Regions from separate parts of the Homo sapiens genome. Here region 1 is linked to region 2. A link is a loop called in an ENCODE intact Hi-C map of the cell type or tissue named here. Cell type or tissue: dorsolateral prefrontal cortex. All regions are shown on one strand. Links, peaks and the distances in the headings refer to the core of each region. The heading gives the core; the rest is flanking DNA. Region 1 has its middle 41 kb from the start of LINC02473. Region 2 has its middle 32 kb from the start of MIR573.

Region 1 (10,242 bases), core at 683-8,682, 210 kb before region 2:
CAGGTGGCCCAAACAAATAGCAGATGCTCATCTCAAACCCTGATGGAGAAGGGCCTCTTCCTGGGTCTCCCTGCGTCCAGCCGCCCTTCGTCCTCCACATGCAATCTTCACCAGATTATTTCATTTTCCTCCACAGACTCTTAACCTTCAGGGCCAATGGAAAACACCTCAGCTGAGCACACAGACATTTTATGATGTGGCCCCTGCTAACCTTCCTGCAGCTTCACTCCACTATCACCTGCTTCCTCTGCTTATTACACAGGCATCCTAGACTCCAGCTCAACAGCCACGCTAAGTTCTTAGAGTTGCCACACAGGGTCCTGTTGCCTTGACTCTTCCCGTAGGCTGCCACCCAGGCCTAGATGGCTCCCCATCAGCACCAGGTTACTCCTATTCCTACTCAAAATGCAGTTGGTCATATCACTTCCAGAGGGAGAAGGGGAGAAGCCACTCATTTCCCAGTCCACTCCCTGTGAGCTCTAGCCATGCTTTCTACCCACGGATTCTAGCAAATCTCCTCCCTCCCCTTTTTAACAAACCTCCTTTTCAGTTTAAGCCTGTTTGAATAGGTCTCTGATTCTCACATCCAACTGTACGCTGACTCAGACAAAATTCAAGACACCTGGTACATGCCCCAAGCACATACTTCAGGCACTCCCATGCCTCCAACTCCACTTTCCTTTCTCCAGGTAAATGCCACTTCCTCTGAGAGGGCTTCTCTATCCTGACGGTACAAATTGTGCCCCTCGTATCCCCGTCTGGCACCTCTTTGGAGTCCTAAGCCTGGTGTGTAATTGCACATTCACTTATGACTGTCTTCACATTAGCTGCAGTTCTCTGGGAAGAGACACCATGTTTTTGTTCAACTTCACGTACCCAGCAAGACAAAAAACACAAGAAGCCTAGCAGGCGCTCAATAAATAGCACTTGAAGGAATGAGCTCTGCAACATCAATCATTCCCCGCATGCCTAACAGGCTTCTCAGGTGATGAGCGTAATGATGTGCAATGCGGAGGGTCAGGCTATTATAATAATGTGTCTCCTACCTTTCTCTCTCTTGCTGCTGCCAACCCTGCTCTCCTCAGTGGGCAAACTCCCAAAAAGGAGAGAGCTGATTGAGACCTCCTGTCTCCACTTATTCCATCTTCCAGCTGTGAAGAGAGGAGACAGGAGAGGAAGAGAAAAGGCAAGGAGGAGGCAACACCTACAAACCGGTCCTCCCCAGAGGAGGCACGTGGTTCACATTTGTGCTCAGTGATGTTTTGGCAGCTCCTTCAATCATGCCCATGCCAGAATGCCAGACAATGAACTCTTGATGACCCGCAGTCATAAACTTCACGCCATTGTCAAAACAACCCTTTCTGTCCTCCAGAACTCAAAATATCTGAGGTTTTTGTTGTTGATTCCCATCATTTTAAATTGGTCACATAAGGAGTACGCTGTGGTGGCTGTTGCTTTTAAGTAGGTGGAAGGTGCTTTTGAGCTAAGACCTCTCCTTGGCCCGTTGCTGCCTGGAACAAATGTTACAATCAAATAATCATTCCCTGGAAATAGCAGCCTAAGTGGGAAATGCTGACAACTTCTAACCTGAGCGGTGCAAATGGCGTTGATGGACTATCTAAAATAAATGAATACAGCAAAAAGAAGAAAAAAAAACTCCTGAGGTATGGATTTCCTTAACACAGCAGAACCATGTGGCTCCGAGCCTTCTGTGAACAGGCAAGGGAAAGGAAAGGCAAGAAAATACCCAGCATGCGTTGGGAACGCCTCTGCTGACCTTTGCATAGTATTGTGTTCTGCCGGCATTGTTCTAAGGAGCACAGCTGGCTCTGTAATGAGGCCTGGTCATCAGAGAGGTGTCAGAAACCACCCCTACCCCGCCCCCTGGCTCTCCTGCATGATGGAGAATACCAGCCTCAAAGCACCGGACTGTGCCTCTCAGATCTGGAGGAGCAATTCTTATGTTCATGAGGTCTTGGATTTACACAGCTTTCTCTTTTTCACAGTTCTTTTTAAAAGAGACAAGACAGGTATTTAACACTCCACTTTATAGGTAAGGACACTAGCAACAAGTACGTGGCTCACCAGGTCTAGAGATCAACTGTTCATACACATATATATGGAAGAGAAGAGACAAGGTCTTGCTCTGTTGCCCAGGCTGGAGTACAGTGATGTGATCTCAGCTCACTGCAGCCTTGACCTCCCAGGCTAAAGCAATTCTCCCACCTCAGCCTCCCAAGTAGCTGGAACTACAGGCAGAAACCACCACACCTGGCTAATTTTTTCATATTATTTGTAGGGGTATGGTTCCACCGTGTTGCCCAGGGCTGGTCTCAAACTCCTGAGCTCAAGTGATCCACCGGCCTTGGCCTCCCAAAGTGCTGGGATTACAGGTGTGAGGCACCAAGCCTGGCCAAGCTCAACCTTTTGGATTTCTAATTCAGTGCTCATTCCACCAAAATCATGCTTGGAAGTACATGGAAGTTTAAACAATAATAATGATGATTATAATAGCAATGATGGCTGACTTTCATTAAGCGTTCATAATGTGACAGCTCTGCAGTATTCAGTGCACATTATCCCATTCCATTGAGTAAGCACCGCCATTATCCATATGGTGTAGGTGAAGAAACTAAAGCTCAGAGAGGTTAAGTAACTTGTCCAAAGTCACACAGCTAGCAAGTAGCAGAACTGAGATTTAAGTCAAGTCAGACTCCAGAGACAGAACTCTCAACTCCCAGATAGGAGGCCTTGCCAAGGGTTCAATGTTAGGGGAAAGAGTAACATTATTTAATTTACATATTTTACTTTATTTATTCATTTCCTTGTTCTAAAAGTGATTTAGTTACACAGTTTAGAAATTAAGGTATGTTCACTTAATGGACTCTCCCAGCAAAATGTGGAAGATATAGAAAGGTGTGACTGATAAACATTTACATATAAAAGCAGGATACAAAATTGTGAATACACTATAATTACAACTATGTAAGTAAGTATAGGGGTAAAAATCTATAAAGAAACACATCAAGATAATCAGTAGTTGTGTGGTGGAATTATGTGAGATTATCTGTGTGTTTCTTCAATGTTCTCTATTTCTAAATTTTCTGGGTTTTGTTTTTTAAAAATCTTAAGAAAACATGAAAAACTTTCCAAAAATATGGCTTGACTTGTTGCTTTGAATCTTTGGCATTTGGGATCTGTGGTGAAAAAAAAAAAATGTTACATAAAGCTAAAAAGGTAGAAACAGCTCATGTTTTAAATTTTCATTGTACCAAAACTTCAAGGAATTTGTCTCAATTACACCAGGAAAAAATTGGCCCCACTGCCCTCCCCCATCATTCCACCAAAAGAAAGAAAGAAGGAGGTAAGTTTTGTTGCACAGCAAAACCGTTAAATTTCATTGCTTTGTTTGGGAACTACTTAACAAGTCCACAAACACCAATCTTGCTGGGTAATTAAAACAGTGTAAATGTCACTATTCCAATCTTTGACATTTGGTTTGGGTCCTGACAGGGAGCAATGAATTATAGAGAAGGAATCGTGCTGTTGCAAGCACATGTGTTAGTAATCCTGGCACAAGGTTTTACTATTCCTCTGGATGTTTGAAATGATCTGTATAGCTAGATATATATGTTTCTTCTGCACTTCATCACACACTGCCTTGTGGCATCTCTTCTATGGCTTCTTTGTATTGCTGTGTGTTTGTCTTGAATCATTTGAACTTCCATGAGTGTGGGTCTGGACTTGCCAGAGACATGGCATTTTCCCTGAGAGAATTCATTGTGTTCTATTTCTTAGTAACACAATATCACATACACCAGAGAAGGTCAACCACATTTGGATAGTAACAATATTAATAATAACAGCTACCATTAATTAATCACCTACTATGCACTGGGCGCTGTTCTTCATTGACACCTGCTCGTTTCATAAGAAGCAGTGTGTACAGCGAGCATGGAGCCAGTCAGCCTGAATTCCAAGTCCCAATTTACTAGCTCTGTCACCTCTGATGATTTTTTTAGCCTCTCTGCTTCTTAGTTCCATCTTCAGTACAATGAGGAAATAACAGTACCTTACTTCTTAGGGCCATCACAAAATTAAATGAGTTGGTATATGCAGCATGCTTGGTCATGGTAGGCACAGAGTAAATATTAATAAACATCAGTGCATCCCTGTTATTGTTCATTCTTACATTCATTGTTCATTATGATGTGTTCATTCTTATAATTCTTGCCTCTCCCTGACCCTGTCTCTCCCGTAGACATCCCCATCTCAATAGATGGCACCACCTCCCTCCTAATCGTCCATGTCAGACTTCGAGGTATCGTTCTTTCTTCAAATTGACAAATGATGATTGCACATATTTATGGAATACATAGTGATGTTTCCATACATATAATGTGATCAGATCAGGATAATTAGCATGTCCATCATCTCAAACGTTTACCATTTCTTCCTGTTGGGAAGATTCAATATCAAGGTATCATTCTCGATGTCTTTCTTTGCCCTTCTCCAAATCCAATTACTTAGCAAGAACTGGCCTCTCCAGAATACCCTGAATTATCCCACTGGATTCCATCCAGTGAAGAAGCACACTGTGGGGGCCCTGCCTGGATTAGGAGTCTTTCTGTACCACTTACTAAATATGTGGTACTGGGCAAGGTACTTGAACTCTCATCTGGTACAATAATGGAACATACATCATAGGGTCATTGTGAGGATAAAATCATATAATCTATGTAATGCACTTTAAACAATGCCTGAACATAGAAACCACTTAGGCAATGGTAGTTACTGTTGTTTTTGTCATTATAGTACATCCACCGATTCCAATGCCAGTCCAAGCCGCCTTCCGTTCTCACTTGGACTCGGGCCATCATCTCTGAATTACCCTCTCTACTTCAGTTCTTACCCTTCAATCCCTTCACCACGCAATAGCCAAAGAGATCTTGTAAATGGAACCATATCTCTTCACTGCTAAGAATCTTTCAGTGGCTTCCCATCACACTTAAATAAAAATCCAAAGCCTTGATCTGGCCTACAACTCCCCATATGAGGCGAACCTGTCTGCTCTGACCTCAGCTTGGGATGTTATTCTTCCCTCTCTGTAATCCAGGGGCACCAGCTATTTTCTAATTCCTCTAATGGGCACAGCTGCAGGCTTCCCTGGGCCATTGCATTCACTGTTACCTCTGTCCCCAGAACATTCAATCTGGCCCTTCTTTTTATATTTTCAAGTCGATGCAGCTCAAATGTTTTCTCTTCTGCCAGGATTTCTATGGGGAAAATCTTCTAGCAGGAGTTGCCTCTCCTTCCCTCTCCTCAGTCGCATCACCCTATTTTTAGTTCTTTGTGGTCATGTTTGACAATATCTTGTTGTTTACTGGCTTAGCATCTTTCTGCCCAACTAGCATACAGCTTTTTTCAGTTATAAGGGTGCCATAACAAATTACCCCAAAACTTGTGGCATAAAACCACTGCTTATTATGCTCATACATTGTATAGCATGAAGTTCAGATGGGACACAGTAGGGATGCATTATCTCTCAGGGCCTTCACCAAAGATCAAAGGCTGGGGCCTGGAACAGCTGGGATGCTATGGGTATCTTTCTCTGTCTCTGTGTGGTCTCTCCTTATGACCTTTCCATCTTAGCAGCTACAGGGTAGCTAAATTTCTTATATAACAACGTAGGGATTTCAAGGCATGTGTACCAAGAGAGAAGGCCAGGAGAATTCTGCCTCACCTTTTATGATGAGCTTGAATAGTTATGCAGTATCACTTCCCTGATAGCCACAGGCCTGCTCTGATCCAAGGGGAGGGAACACAGACCACACCTCTCTGTGGAGGTGTGTCAATGTCACCCTGTAAGGAGAGAGTGTGGGATGGAATACACTGGTGCAGCCATCTTTGAAAATATGGTCTTGCAGAGAGCTCTGTGAGAGCAGCAACTTTGTTTAGTTGCCATTGCCCCTATATTCTAGAGCAATGTCTGGCACATAGTAGGTGCTCAATAAATACTTGTTGCATCAAGGAATGAAATGCTGTATGATTTAAGTATCTCATCTTCAATTTGCAGATGAAAAATAATTGGGCCGGGTGTAGTGGCTCACGTCTATAATCCCAACACTTTGGGAGACCAAGGCAGGCAGATCACTTGAGGTCAGGAGTTCGAGACCATCCTGACTAACATGGCGAAACCTTGTTCCTACTAAAAATACAAAAATTAGCCGGGCATGGTGGCACAGGCCTGTAATCCCAGCTACTCAGGAGGCTGAGGCAGGAGAATTGCTTGAACCCAGGATACAGAGGTTGTAGTGAGTCGAGATCACCCACTGTACTCCAGCCTGGGTGACAGTGCAAGACTCCCTCTCAAAAAGGAAGAAAGAAAGAGAGAAAGAGAGACAGAGAGAGAGAGAGAGGAAGGAAGGACGTAAGGAAGGAAGGAAAGAAGGAAGGAAGGAAGGAAAGAAGGAAGGAAGGAAGCAAGGAAGGAAAAAAAAAATTGGAGTTCAGTGAGTGGCTCAGGTAGAAATCCAGGTGTGACTCCAACACCCATTTCTGAATAAATTATATACTGCATTCATTTCCTCCTCCATGTTGAATACCAACTAAATGAATAAAATAAAGGACTGAATGATTCTATTTCCTACCCTAGTGAAATTACTCTGATATCAGTAATGAACGTTCAGATTCTATCAAATCTTCCAATTTCATTCTTATATTTTTCTTTCCCAAACTTTTTAGTACTGATTCTTAACACTCATATGTACCAAGCATCTTTTTGTTCAATCAGGTCATATAACATGTGGTGTTAGGATACCTAAAACTACTGTTTCCAGGTAAAAGGCCCTAGGAATGGCTACACATGGTTCTCAGTGGACTCCAGCCAAGGGCTGTCTAAGGAGCCTTCATAACTGAAAGCACCTGAAGGCTCCTTTCCTGTCCCTTTCAGAAGGCAGGCTCTTCCTGTAGACCAATTCCCAGTTTTAACCCCGGGTAGGGCAGGGTGACTGGATCGTGGTTCAGGGGCAGAGCGCCACCTTTGTATGACCGACTCCACCTCCATCACCCTACAGCTGGGCTTGGACCATCCTGCTCAGGACCCAAAGGATGTGCAGAGGTCTTCTGAGCAGAACAGTGGAATCTTAGTCTTGACCTGCAACCCAAGTATTTGAAGTAATGCTAAGACAAATGGAATTATAGTACATTCAATGTAGTGCAGGCCAGTGTGGTTCTGTGAGGCAGGGAGGTAACTCAAATAGGAAAAGACTCTTTCTAAAATACCACATGCATTTTTCTGGCAAGTCTCTGCGCTAAATTTTGCTTTATTAAGGAGAATAATCCCATAGCATATTTAATAGCATTCTAGCCAGACATTAACTGGGTTATTATTTCCAGAACGGTGCTTTCATTTCTATTTTCACATGTTTCTGAGAAATTCCAGTTTATAACATAAGGCGGGAAAGACCAATCTCAAATGGGTCTTGTTTTAACTAGAAGGCTCATTGCTACAAGTAACAGAAAGCCCATCACAACCTGAATTAGCCATAAGAAACCATAAGCTCCTGTTAGAGAAAGTTTGGAGTTGGGATGGGGTTTAGGGTTAGTTAATCTAATGTTCAAAGATGCCATCAAGTATCAAGGTTACTCTGCAGCAAGAAAAAGAAAAAGTACTGATAGATGCAATGGCATTGTGCTGAGCAAGAAGAGAGGTACATGAAGTATTTCATACCATATGAATCCATTTACATGAAGTTTTAGAACAGGCAAAACTAATATGTAGTCACAGAAATTAGCTCCATTATTGCCTGGGGCAAAGGATGGTAAGAAATGAATTGCAAAAGGGCACTAAGGAAGTTTCTGTGGTGATGAAGATGTTTTGTATTTTGATGGAATTTGAGTTACTCGGGTACCCAAATTAGTCAAAACCCATTGAGTGGTACAGTTGAGATGTATATTTTACTTATATAAATTGTATCAGAAAAAGAAAAAATGTAGTTAATGACATGTATGCTGAAGTGTTTAACAATGAAGTTTATTGATGTCTGCAACTTAGTTTGAAATGCATTTAAAAATAAGATGGATTGAGAGATGGATTGATAAAATATCAAGCAAATAGGGCAAAATGATAACCATTGTAGGATTATGACGTTATGCATTTGAGTGTACACAGTATGATTCTTTCAACTTTTCTGAATGTTTGAAAATATTCATAATAAGAAAAAAGGAAATTAAAAAAAAAAGAAGCCTAATGAAAATGATACATGTACCCACCATCAGGTTGAAATGACATAAGAAAATATCAAGTTTGGTCTGCTTTGGAATGGAATTATCTCAACTTACTAAATTATCTCATCTTAGTAAGAAGGGCAGATTAGGGAGTTACCGATGGCATCAATTAATTTAAATAGGAAATTTTAAAAATTTGAGGTGCCCCTGAGCTTCCTGGCACATCCCTGTGGTAAAGATGAGCCTTAAATTAAGTTAATTAAGCCAAGTTAAAGAGATTGCTTTCCCAACTCTGTGTACCTTTCTGCAACCTCTTGACTAGTAAGAATGTTTTAATGAATGCCTGGGAGCCTGCCCTTCCCCAAGTCCATCACCTTCCTAAATTTCTACTTTTTTTCAATGAGAATCCTCCCTCCTCAGCTTCCTGCCTCTGGAAAAAAAAGGCTGCACAAAAAATTCTCATTTAAAAGAGCCAACAACACTATTTGAGCCAACAAGTGAGTTAAGTGAAGATGAAGCAGAAGTATATGAATTAAATTTCCCCTCAAGTCCCATAGAAATCCAATAAATAAGTTAAGTGCATGTAGATTTAAAAATTAAAGGCCGAGAAGGCTTGAGGCAAAGTGCATTTGACATTTGAAATAATAGAAATGAGAGGAGGCATGTAGCAGGATGTGCACTTACCTGATGTAATAGGGGCCCGTGGTCACTGCGTCTGCCTGACTCTGTGTTTACGGAGCATAATAGCATTGCAAGGAAATTCAATAAAACTCTCTGCGAGCCAGGTGTGACTTGAGTGCCATCATTTAGAGGTCAATGTCAATGAGCCCCAGTTCAGTCCTCAGCCCAGGAGGGCCATGATTGCTGCAGTCCATAGTTCCTGCAGTTACCATTCCCATTTGGAAGAGTTTGCCTAAAGCTCCAAAGCAGGCCTGCAAAAGGGTCTGGTTCTCTCTGGCAATATGTTGCAAGAAGATAAAAGACGTTCTCTCATTTTGACCCAGTTCCACTTTTAAGAATTTAACGTAAGCAGGGAATTCTGGGATGTGGCCAAAACTGTGTGTGCAAGGATAATCATCACAGTGGTATTTAAGATGGCAAAAATTTTCAAGCAGTCTTATGTCCAGCAATAGTGGATTGGGTAAATAATTGTTTCAGGGGTGATTCTACTGTGTTTAACTTAAGAGTAGCTAAAACAATAGATGTGTGTTTGAGACCTGGCTTAGCCACGTGCTAACTTTGGGATCTTGGGCCACTTACAAACATAGCTCGCTGAGCCTCTCCTTCCTCATCTATAAAATGGGAATTACAACATTATCTCATGGGTGTGTTGGAAGGATGAAAGGAGACAATAGAAGTTAAACCCTTAGGCACAACTTGATACACTGTATCACAATTGTGACTATCTACTGTAAATGTATATATATATAGGCTATTATGTATCCATTGCAAATTACATTGTTTGAAGAATATTTAATGGCAAAGAAAATGCTTATAATATCTTATTAAGTAAAGGAAACAGTACAAAACTGAACACAAAATATCACTCGATTTTATTAAAGTACACATTTTATAGACAGAGAAAAAAAGAATGAAGGAAACTTCACTAAAATGTTGATAATGATTATTGTATCTGATAGGGAGAATACAGATGATTTCAGTTGTGTTTTTTATGCAAAACTTATACCAGCATCTATCCATGCAAACAGACCTATCTCATTCTTTTAATTTTTATCAAATTTGGTTTACATCCTCTTCTGGAAAGACTGTTGCATTGAAATCCCTTCAGTGAGCCAGGAGCGGTGGCTCACGCCTGTAATCCCAGCACTTTGGGAGGCCAAGGCAGGCGGGTCACCTGAGGTCAGGAGTTCTAGACTAGACTGACCAACATGGTGAAACCCCATCTCTACTAAAAATACAAAATTAGCTGGACATGGTGGTGCATGCCTGTAATCCTAGCTACTCGGGGGCCTGAGAGAGGAGAATGGCTTGAACCCGGGAGGCAGAGGTTGC
Region 2 (10,242 bases), core at 968-8,967:
TGGCTCACACCTATAATTTCAGAGCTTTGGGAGGCTGAGGTGGCGGGATACTCAAGCCCAGGACTTTGAGGTCAGCCTGGACAACATAGTGAAACCCCGTCTCCACAAAAAATTTAAAAATTAGCTGGGAATGGTGGTGCATGCCTGTACTACCAGCTATTTGGGAGGCTGAGGTGGGAGGATCCCTTGAGCCCAGGAGTTGGAGGGTGTAGTGGGCCATGATTAGGCTGCAGCACTCCAACCTGGGTGACAGAGAAAGACTCTGCCTCTTAAAAAAAAGAGTGCAATAAAGAGTGGGTGATTCCGTAAGTCTTAACCACTCTTAACTACTTAATTATTCATATAGTCCTTTCATTCACACCCACCCGTCCAGGTATCCATCTACCCACCCACCGACCTATCCACTCATCCATCAATCCAGTCCCCACCTATCCATCCATCCACCCATTCATCCATCCATCCAAAGAGTTACCTACCTACTCACACACCCATCCATCCATCCATCCAGTCCCCACTCATCCATCCACCCAACCAGTCCCCATCCATCCATCCATCCATCTGTCCATCCAGTCATCCATCCATCCATCCATCCATTCATCCATCTGTCCATCCATCTGTCCATCCAGTCATCCATCCATCCATCCAACCAGTTACCCACACACCTATATCTATCTATCCATTCATCCATCCATCATTCCATCCACCCATGCATCCATCCAGTCACCAACTCAGCTATCCATCCATTTGTCCATTTAGTCACCTACTCATTAACCCATCTACCCATTCATCCAGTCACCCACCCATCCATTCATCCACCCATCTATTCATTCAGTCACCCACCCACCCATCTACCCATCCATCCAGTCACTCACACACCCACCCACCTATGCATCCATCCAGTCACCTACCCATCCATCCATCCATCCATCCATCCATCCAACCATTCACCTACCCACTCACACACCCATCCATCCATCCAGTCCCCACTCATCCATCCATCCATCCGTTTGTCCATCCATCCATCCATCCATCCATCCATCCATCCATCCATCCAAGTCACCCACCCACTAACATCCACCCATCCATCCTGTCATCCATCCATGCATGCATCCGGTCACCAATCTACCTATCCATTCATTTGTCCATTTAGTCACCCACCCATTCATCCATCCACCCATTAATCTAGTCACCCACCCATCCACCCTTTCATCTATTCATCCAGTTACCCACCCACCCATCTACCCATCCATCTATTCACCCATCCATCCAGTCACCCACCCACCTATGCACCCATCCAGTCACCTACCCATCCATCCCTCCCTCCCTCCCTCCCTCCCTCCCTCCCTCCCTCCCTCCCTCCCTCCCTCCCTCCATTTCACTAGCAGACCTTCCCTATTTTGCCCCAGGCACTGTACATAGGTTTTTGCTATGCAAGAGAATCTTATAGAGTCATGAGGGAAACAGGTATAAACCATACAATACAAACCGTTAAGTAAGAAAGCAAAGGGGAATAAACCAGCCAGTGGGGAGAGGGAGGCAGGGAATGATCTTATGTGTCAGGCATATAGGTGGTGCCTGCTAAATGTTGATCATTTGTTGATTAATTTGGCTCCTTTTGCTCCCCAGGAAAAGCATCTGCTCCCATGATGAAATGAGACCATGTGGGTAAATATATTATGTCAACTCTAAAGCTCTTACAAATGTAAGGAAATGTGCCTGTGGTTATCTGACAGGTGAAACACCTGAGGCAATGCCTAACACATAGTAGGTGCTAAGTCCATAAGTGCTTTTAGTAAAGACAACTGTCAAGGACCCAGCTGGTGCGCTGGCCTTGCTAATTTAAAGGAAAAAATCTTTAACATTATGAAAACATTCCCTCTTTCCTATTCAGTCTCATAGCAGTGATATAACTGAAGCCAGAGGGAGGACATATTTTCATGAGAATTCTCCATTGTCTACAACTTTTGTTTTATTTTAGGCTAGAATCAGAGGTGCTTTCTTTTGCACCCATGCAAACTCACCATTCATTCTACTTTTCTACTACCTATTTTCTCTATAGCATATTTTGTGGATTTTTTTCCCTAATACATTTTCTAATAATTAAAGATACTGGAGACAGGAAAACAGGGTTGCTGTGTGACTTGGGATGAGTTTCTTAATGTGTCCAAGGTCAAAGTCTTAATTCTCACATTTGTACAATTAAAGAAAATTGTGACGATTATAGGAGATAACATATTCAAAGTACCTACTTTGGTGCCATCACTTATAGTGGCTCAATAAAATTGTGTTCCAGTTATCTATTGCTGTTTAACAAATAATCTCACATTTAGTGGCTTAAAGCAACCATTTTACTGTATTTCATGAATGTAGGATCAGATCATTTAGGGGTGAGAAGCGTAGGGCGTGGCTGGATGACTTGTTGGTTTTCCAACTACTTCTAAGATGGCTTATTTACATGGCTGGCAAGATGGTGCTGGCTGTTGGCTGGAGCTCAACCAGGGCTCCATGTGGCCTCTCCATGGGGCTGCTTGGTCTTCCTCACAGAAAGGTAGCTGGGTCCCAGGACTGAGTGTTCTAGGAGACTGACAGAAGCTGCAAGCTTCTTAAGATTTAGCCTCAAAAGTCCCAGAAGAGTACGGTTGCCGCATTTTCTTGGTCAAGTGAGCCATTATGACCAGCTCAGATTCAAGGGGAGGGAAATTAGACCCCACCTATTGAAAGGGGAAGTATCAAAGGATTTGTGGCCATCTTTAACCCATCAGGAACAGTAGATGTTCTTTTTCATTGTACTCCATTCTGAGGCATGAAGTCAGCATGAGCCACCAGGTTCGTGTGCTGACTGCAGGGTCTCTCAAGGTCAATCCCTGCAGCTGTTCCAGCTGTGGAAAGCAGCTGGTTCCTCACTTGTCTCTGCTGGCCTCTCACTGAACTGGAGAATGCAGCTTTGGGAGCCAGCCATGGGTCTAACCATCTGTCTCTGTGGACTGTACTCTCTAAGCCATTCAGTACAATCGTAGCAAAACTTTTTTCCATTGTGTGTGTGTGTGTGTTGATGAATACAGCAAGTTCATGATTAAACTCACATTCCATGCTAAGATCCAGCTCTGAGCATGCTTTGGAGATTAAGGACTCAAAATGTAAAATTTTTACCCCATGGTGTGAAACATCTTGGTTACCATGATAGTTTGTCTTCTGGATTACATTTTGGAGTCATCCTGAATGCTGAAATGGTTCTTCATATCCTAAAGACTTTAGGTTTCTGTATGGTTCTGGGTCTGTTTTTGTTTCATAACTCAGACTTTCCATAAATACCCTACTTGGACGCACTTTCCTCTGTCTTTGAGACATCTATGTCAATCCCTTATTTGAATGTGTGAATTCCCATTCCTTCACTTTCAGTATGTTCCTAATGTTCTGAAGCAAGCTTATTTTTAAAAAATGAATAGATGTCATATGTATGTAACAACCCTGATGTCCAATAGGCTGGCCAAGTGCTCAACTAGATTAAACAAAGTCAAGCAAACAGGTTTCTTTACTGCAGGACTTCCCACGACCTTTAACATATTCACCAGTATTTTGTATTTCAGAAAGAACAGTAAATGCCACATTTCAAATACTTCTATGACCTCAGAGACCTTTTTTACAGAGGACCTTTCAGGATTTATGTTCTGTGGGACACACTTTGGGAAACACAGGCTTAAACTTACGCCCCTTTTTGGGGGAAGGTGTATGTGACCCACCATTTTGTCAGTGTCCACATGTCTGGTGTCTGCACACCTTCCTTTCCAACAGTCAAAGCTGAGTATTGCCCTTTACAGGGACCCTTTAGGTGGCCTGCTAGAGTAGGAGAAGCCTCGTTTCCATCACAATTTCCACTTTCAGCTCTGGGATCCTGGGCCGATTAACTAACCCCCCTAAGCCTCAGAATACCTAGGTTTAATATGGAGAAATACAACCTCCTCAGCCGGGGCAATGTTAGATTACATGTGGTAGTGCATCCAGAGATGGGCCTGGGAGAGTGCCTGGAACGTGTTAGCCCCCTCTTCCCTTCCTAGTAGTTCCAGGACTGAACCACCACGGGGATCGATGAGTGAGCACGCTCGCCCCCTAGTGGGCATTTCTGCCTTGACCTCCTGAGCCAACCCATCCTTAAAGAGGACTGGATGGCCTCTATCGTCCTAGTTGGTTTATTTACCAGCTGTTTTGAACTGGTGTGAGGGCAATTCATGTTAGGGTAACAAGGCAATAGATCATTTAAATGAAGGCGACAGGTTTGAGAATAGGGATGGTGAATTCTTTCTCCAGTAAGGGGCAAAGTACCATCCCCTTTTTACAGATGCTGGCCTTGAGGTCTCAGAAGGGACAGCAGGAGACTGGGACTCATGGATGGGCCGTTTGCACACATCTAAATGCTTGTGTGGACAACCGAGAGCGAGATCTTCCTAGTGCCTTTATCACACGTGGTTCTTAATTTGGAAGTGCGGGGAGAGGTGTGAATTGCCTTGTTCTGTCTGTGATTCAAGGTAATCTCTATCATGTAAGTGTCTTGCAAAGAGGAGGCAGTAGGCAAGAAACCAAAGTTATTGTTTATCGACAGCTTGCTCTGTCAGGTATCTTCCTTAGTGTTTTATGTATTTAATCCTTGCAGTAAGCCTTGGAAGATGGTAGAAAAGACTCTCATTCCCATTTTACAGCTGAGGAAATGGAAGCCTAGAGCATTTGAGTGGCTTGCTTAAGGTCACAGAGCCACATGTGGAATAAAACCAGCACTGAAACCCACATGTCCCGATTTCACACCCATGTACTTAAGCAGGACTCCAATCTGCCTCTCTGAAAATCACTTGTTGGCCACCTGGTCAACCAACAAGTATTTATTGGGTCACTGCTGTGTGCCCACTCCTGTGCCAGAGCTGGGGAGGAGACAAAGGATTCAGGAGACTGTTTGGTATCCAGGATTGCTCCAAAATTGGTTCTGACTTCTTAATAAAGGGTAAAATCCCTGAGGAAATACTGAATGATGAAATTTAAAAGAGTGAGTTTTTCAAAGTAGGAAGAAACTGGTTAATAGCAGGCTGAAGGGCAAACATGTTTAAAAAAAGAACCAACCCAGGAAAAATCAACACTGTATTAGTGACACATATGATTTGTATGCCTGTGAGCAGGAAAATGTGAAAGAGGGAGAGAGAGATGTCTTCTTGAGTAAATGAAGCATAGAAGTTCATTAGGACTATAAAAAAGTGTTAAAAGAGGAAACCCTGCCTTTGGAGAATCAAGGGATTGTAATATAAACTATGTCAGGTAGGTGCAAATTGGAAACTAGAGATGCAAAGGCAAGATCTGAGGAATACATTTACAAAAACACTAGATAAATAATAAATTATTAAATATGTTAAAAGCTAAAAGGATCTTCGTGTCTGCAAGGCTCTTAAATTCAAGAGAAAAAAATGCCAGGCTGGTCTGGTCCGAGAGGGTAAAGGGAGGGGAATGGAGACGGTCTGGCTGGATTAGTCCTTCCTCTGAAGACACAGGAATACACCCCGGGTAGAATGTTCACAGGAAATCATTAGGCCCAGAGCACACACAAGTCCCCCAGGAAAATGCAGGAACAAGTTAAACACACCAGGGCATTTGAGAGATGGGAGGTCTCCTATCCCTGTCCTCGTTCTGTGCCCAGGAGACCAAGGCTGGTGTGAGAACCCACTGCCTGGTGCTGGGAGATCTGGGCCCACCAAGACCCCTCTCTCCCTACTCTGGAGTGACCTTCAGCCCTTCGGCTGTCATCTTTGTTTCTGGCGGCTCAGACAGAAAATCTGCAGGCAGTCGGGCTTGGGAGACTGTATGAAGGTGCGCCTACTTTGGCGTGCTTCCTCCCTAAGCTTCTGCAACCCCCTGTTCCCTGTCCTGCCTGGACTCTGGGTTTTATCCACAGTAGACCAGAAGACCCTATGGCCAGCAGAATAGCCAGGTGGGATGAGCAATAGGATTTAAGGTGAGTCTCAGCTCAGTGTCTTAACTAGTCATGTGACCTTGGGCAAGCGACTTGAACGCTCTCTTGTAAAATGAGAATGATAATGAGGATGATGATGATAGTACTTCATTGAATTCTACAGATATTTGTGGAATACCTGCTTTGCCAAGCGCAACACCATCCTGCCTGTATGGAGGTTGCAGTGTGGCTCGGTGTGGCCTAGGAGATGGCCTTCTGGCCCCTCTCTACGTGTATCGCAGGCTGTCTGTTGGGCATTTTCCCCAAGAACTTTAGCAACATGAGTTGATTTCACATCATTGCCATTCTATGAGGTAGTTATTATTATGATTCTCATTTTACACCCCAGGAAACTGAGATGGGCAGGGGCTAAATAACTAGCCCAAAGACACTCAGCTGGAAAGAGGTGGCACTCATTTCTAAACCCACGTCCCTGATGTCTGAGCTTGGGCTCTTTACTCCTACTTTATACATGGATCCAACAGTCACATGGACAATTGTGCAATTGTAGCTTTGATAGGCAGGACGCAGGAGGAAGATACAGAGCTTGGTGAGCCCATAATATGGGCTTTTCACTGAGGAAGTGACACAAGCTGAGATCTGAGGACGAGGTCAGAGCTGACCAGGGGAAAATGGAAGAAAGAGTGGTTCCTGAGGCAAAAAGGCTTGAAGACTGTTGTGGGGACTGAGTACATGAACGAGAAAAGGACCCAGCCCAGAGCGAGCTGCCTACCTGGCTGTGTGACCTCTCGGAACCTCGGTCCCCTCGTCTGTAAAATGGGGAGAACAGGAGGTAGGAAGATGAAGGTAGGCAATGGATATAAATGTAGTCAGAGCCATTGTTAACACAATTTACTTCCATGGACAAAGAAAGTTGAGAGAGAAAGAATTTTTCCCCAAGGGCCTCTACCACAACAGTGACATCAACTGAGAGTTGAGAAAGGTCAAAGATGGTCATGGGTGACCCAGTTAGCCTTCTCCCTCAGTCTATCAGAGTAAACAGACCAACTGAGAAGCCAAAGGTCATTCCTCTGAATTTTCCAAGTTGCTCTTGTGGAGAGACTTAGTAAATGATGTGCCAAGTATTATCTAGATCTTAATCATAATATGGTGACAATACCCAACAGGCTCACAAATATGTGTCGTTTGTGAAATCTCAGGAATCTCCTTATTCTCCTGTTGATTAATGCTGATGTCTTTTTTTTTTTTTTTTTTTGTGGGACGGAGTCTTGCTCCGTCGCCCAGGCTGGAGAGCAATGGCGCAATCTCGGCTCACTGCAGCCTCCGCCTCCCAGGTTCAAGTGTTTCTCCTGCCTCAGCCTCCTGAGTAGCTGGGATTACAGGGGCGTGCCTCCATGCCTGGCTGATTTTTGTATTTTTAGTAGAGGCAGCGTTTTGCCATGTTGGCTAGGCTTGAACTAACCTTGAACTCCTGACCTTAAGTGATCTGCCTGCCTTAGCCTCCCAAAATACTGGGATTACAGGCATAAGCCACCACACCCGGACACTGATGTCTTAATATTCCAGACTGGATGCTTCAAAGGGCAGGCCAATCAAACCCTGAGAGCTGATGTCAACAGTAGAGATTACAGTATCCTCCAGGTGCTTTCCATAGTTATTCCATTTCATGTTGACAGCAGCCCTGCTCTAAGCAATTGCAAGCCCATTTTACAGATGAGGTGACTGGGACTCTGTCAAAGGCCACACGCGGGACAGAGCCAGGCTCACCCCCGCCAGCCCTGGCTCACAAGCCTTGCTGTTTCCACTCTGCCTGCACTGTCTCATGCTCTTTATGAGACTTCTAAAAATAAAAAATGCTTCTGCTCACCATTCCCTCAGGTTAGCACTAAGCTTTTGTTTGATGTTAAGAGCTTTAGATAAATCTGACTCTAGATTACTGTGTGATGACTTCCTCTTGTCATCTGGGTATCACTTCAAATCTTACCTCCTCAAACAGTTTTCCAGAATAATCACTGCCACTCACACTCATCACACCACAGAGTGGAATTGTTTTTCTAGCACTTGCCAATATCTCAAATCATCTTGGTCATGTATTTGCTTACTTATTTCATTGCGAGTCTCAACCCACTGGACTGTAAGTTGCACAGCAGTGAGAATCGTATGGGTCTGCCATTCTTCACTGAGACCAGCAAATACCCTGATTGCAGTAGGTGCTCAGTGTGTGTACTTCTGAGAGCACTGTGGGGCGGACAGCGCCTAGGGCTTGAAGGCAGGTTGTGGTCATTCCAACTACCCTCCGCCAGCCTACTGAGCACCCAAGCCTCGATTTTCTCATCTGTAAAATGGAGATAATAATAGACAACAAATACTATGCAGCCACCAAAAGTGATGTTGTGCAAAACTATGGAATGGCGAGGACAGATATTCATGATGTGGTAAATGGAAAATAATCAGGCAGTGAAACAGCACGTCAGGATGAACCATGAAGAACACAGAACATGGGTTTTTTAGGCAGGGGCTGTGCTGTGGGCTGCCTGGTTTCCACCCTGAATTCCCCATTTACTAGTTGTGAGACCTTGGGTATATTACACTTTTTGTGCCTCAGTTTCCTCATTTATAAAATGCAGATGATAAGCGTCTATGTCAAAGGGTTGTGAAAATTCATGAGTTAAGAGTGTGTTAGAGGGGTGTTTAACACATAGTAAGAGGCTAAAAAAGACTAGCTATTGTTATTGTCATCACTACTATTGTTCTATTATTATTGGCGTGCATCGAGGGAAAATAAAAAGATTGCAAAATGGTATGTTCAATAGAATTCTATTATTTAAAGTATATGTGTTTATAACTAGAAGTACATAGACTAAAATGTCACATGATCTCTTTGGCAGTTTTTTTCTTATTTTATTTTATTTTTATTATTTATTTATTTATTTTGAGACAGAGTCTTGTTCTGTCGCCCGGGCTGGAGTGCAGTGGCGTGATCTCAGCTCACTGCAAGCTCTGCCTCCTGGGTTCACACCATTCTCCTGCCTCAGCCTCCCAAGTAGCTGGGACTACAGGCGCCCGCCACCACGCCTGGCTAATTTTTTGTCTTTTTAATAGAGATGGGTTTCACCGTGTTAGCCAGGATGGTCTCAATCTCCTGACCTCGTGATCCTCCCATCTTGGCCTCCCAAAGTGCTGGGATTACAGGTGTGAGCCACCGCGTCCGGCATTTATTTTTTGAGGATGAAGTCTTGCTCTGTCACCCAGGCTGGAGTGCAGTGGCATGATCTTGGCACACTGCAACCTCTGCTTCCTGGGTTCAAGTGATTCTCATGTCTCAGCCTCCCTAGTAGTTGGGATTACAAGTGCCCACCACCATGCCCAGCTAATTTTTTATTTATTTTTTATTTTTAGTGGAGACGCAGTTTTACCATATTGGCCAGGTTGATCTTGAATATCCTGACCTCAGGTGATCCACCTGCCTTGGCCTCCCAAAATTCTGGGATTACAGGCATGAGATACAGCATCTGGCCTTTTTCTAATTTAATTCTTTTCCTTCTTTTCTCTCTCCCTCTGTCTTAACCTCCCTATCTTCCTCCTTTTCTTTCTTTTCACAAATCTGTATTATTATGTGTAATGAGAAAATACAACCAAGAGAAATCTAAATATTAAAAATAATAAAATAATGAAATAGGCAAGGCGTACTTCCCAGGAAGTTGGGGAGTTAGGCTCTGGTCCTCATTCTGTCACCTTTAACATGCCTCACTCCAAGAAGTCTCTGAATCAGGTAACAATAAGCAACGCTAACCAGATGGCTTTCTGGCACGCCAGACATTACACTGAACCCCTCATGTGCAGACCTGCTCAGTGGGTACTATCATTGCTGTTACACTGATAAGGAATCCAGGGTCTAGAGAATTAAGAAATTTGCCCAAGAGTGCCCAGCTACCCAGGGGGTGATTCCCAGCCAGGCCTGTCTGACTCAGAGCCTGAGGTTTAAAGATCCTGAACACTCATATTGCAGGTCCCAGCCAGCAGCAGCAGCAGCCTCCAGGAGCTTGCTAGTAAATGCAGAATCTCAGGCCCCTGTCCAACCCTAACAAGCCAGAATCTTCACTGTGATGAATTCCCCCAGGTGATTTGTGCCCAAGGAGCCCTCGCGTGAACATGGCTTGTGGAGCCTCTCAGGTTGCTTCCGGCTGCACAAAGTCCCCAACTCATCCTCGCCTTTCCTCACTGTCTTCCTTCTCTCTGTCTGACCCCGATGCCATCTCACTGGGGTCTCACCCTCCAGATCTCAGCAGGAGAAG

Evidence for each region. A loop is a pair of places that touch in the nucleus more often than their neighbours do. Peaks named below come from ENCODE experiments on the same cell type or tissue, not always from the same donor. Only the 100,000 strongest peaks of a DNase experiment are listed, where the experiment ranks them.
Region 1: a loop joins it to region 2, with 5 times the contacts of the local background. A loop is called at or near these places in 12 of 110 quality-filtered maps.

The regions. Positions count from the first base shown.
Region 1 is chr4:24,695,923-24,706,164 of GRCh38, reverse strand. No RefSeq gene overlaps it. Among named protein-coding and RNA genes, the nearest start is that of LINC02473, 41 kb to the right of the region's middle. In dorsolateral prefrontal cortex, for the core only: a CTCF peak has its summit at 4,282; a DNase peak (open chromatin) is centred at 1,844.
Region 2 is chr4:24,482,737-24,492,978 of GRCh38, reverse strand. No RefSeq gene overlaps it. Among named protein-coding and RNA genes, the nearest start is that of MIR573, 32 kb to the left of the region's middle. RefSeq lists an enhancer at 3,997-4,046. In dorsolateral prefrontal cortex, for the core only: CTCF peaks have their summits at 3,896 and 4,096 (motif pointing left); a DNase peak (open chromatin) is centred at 4,088; H3K27ac peaks cover 644 bases.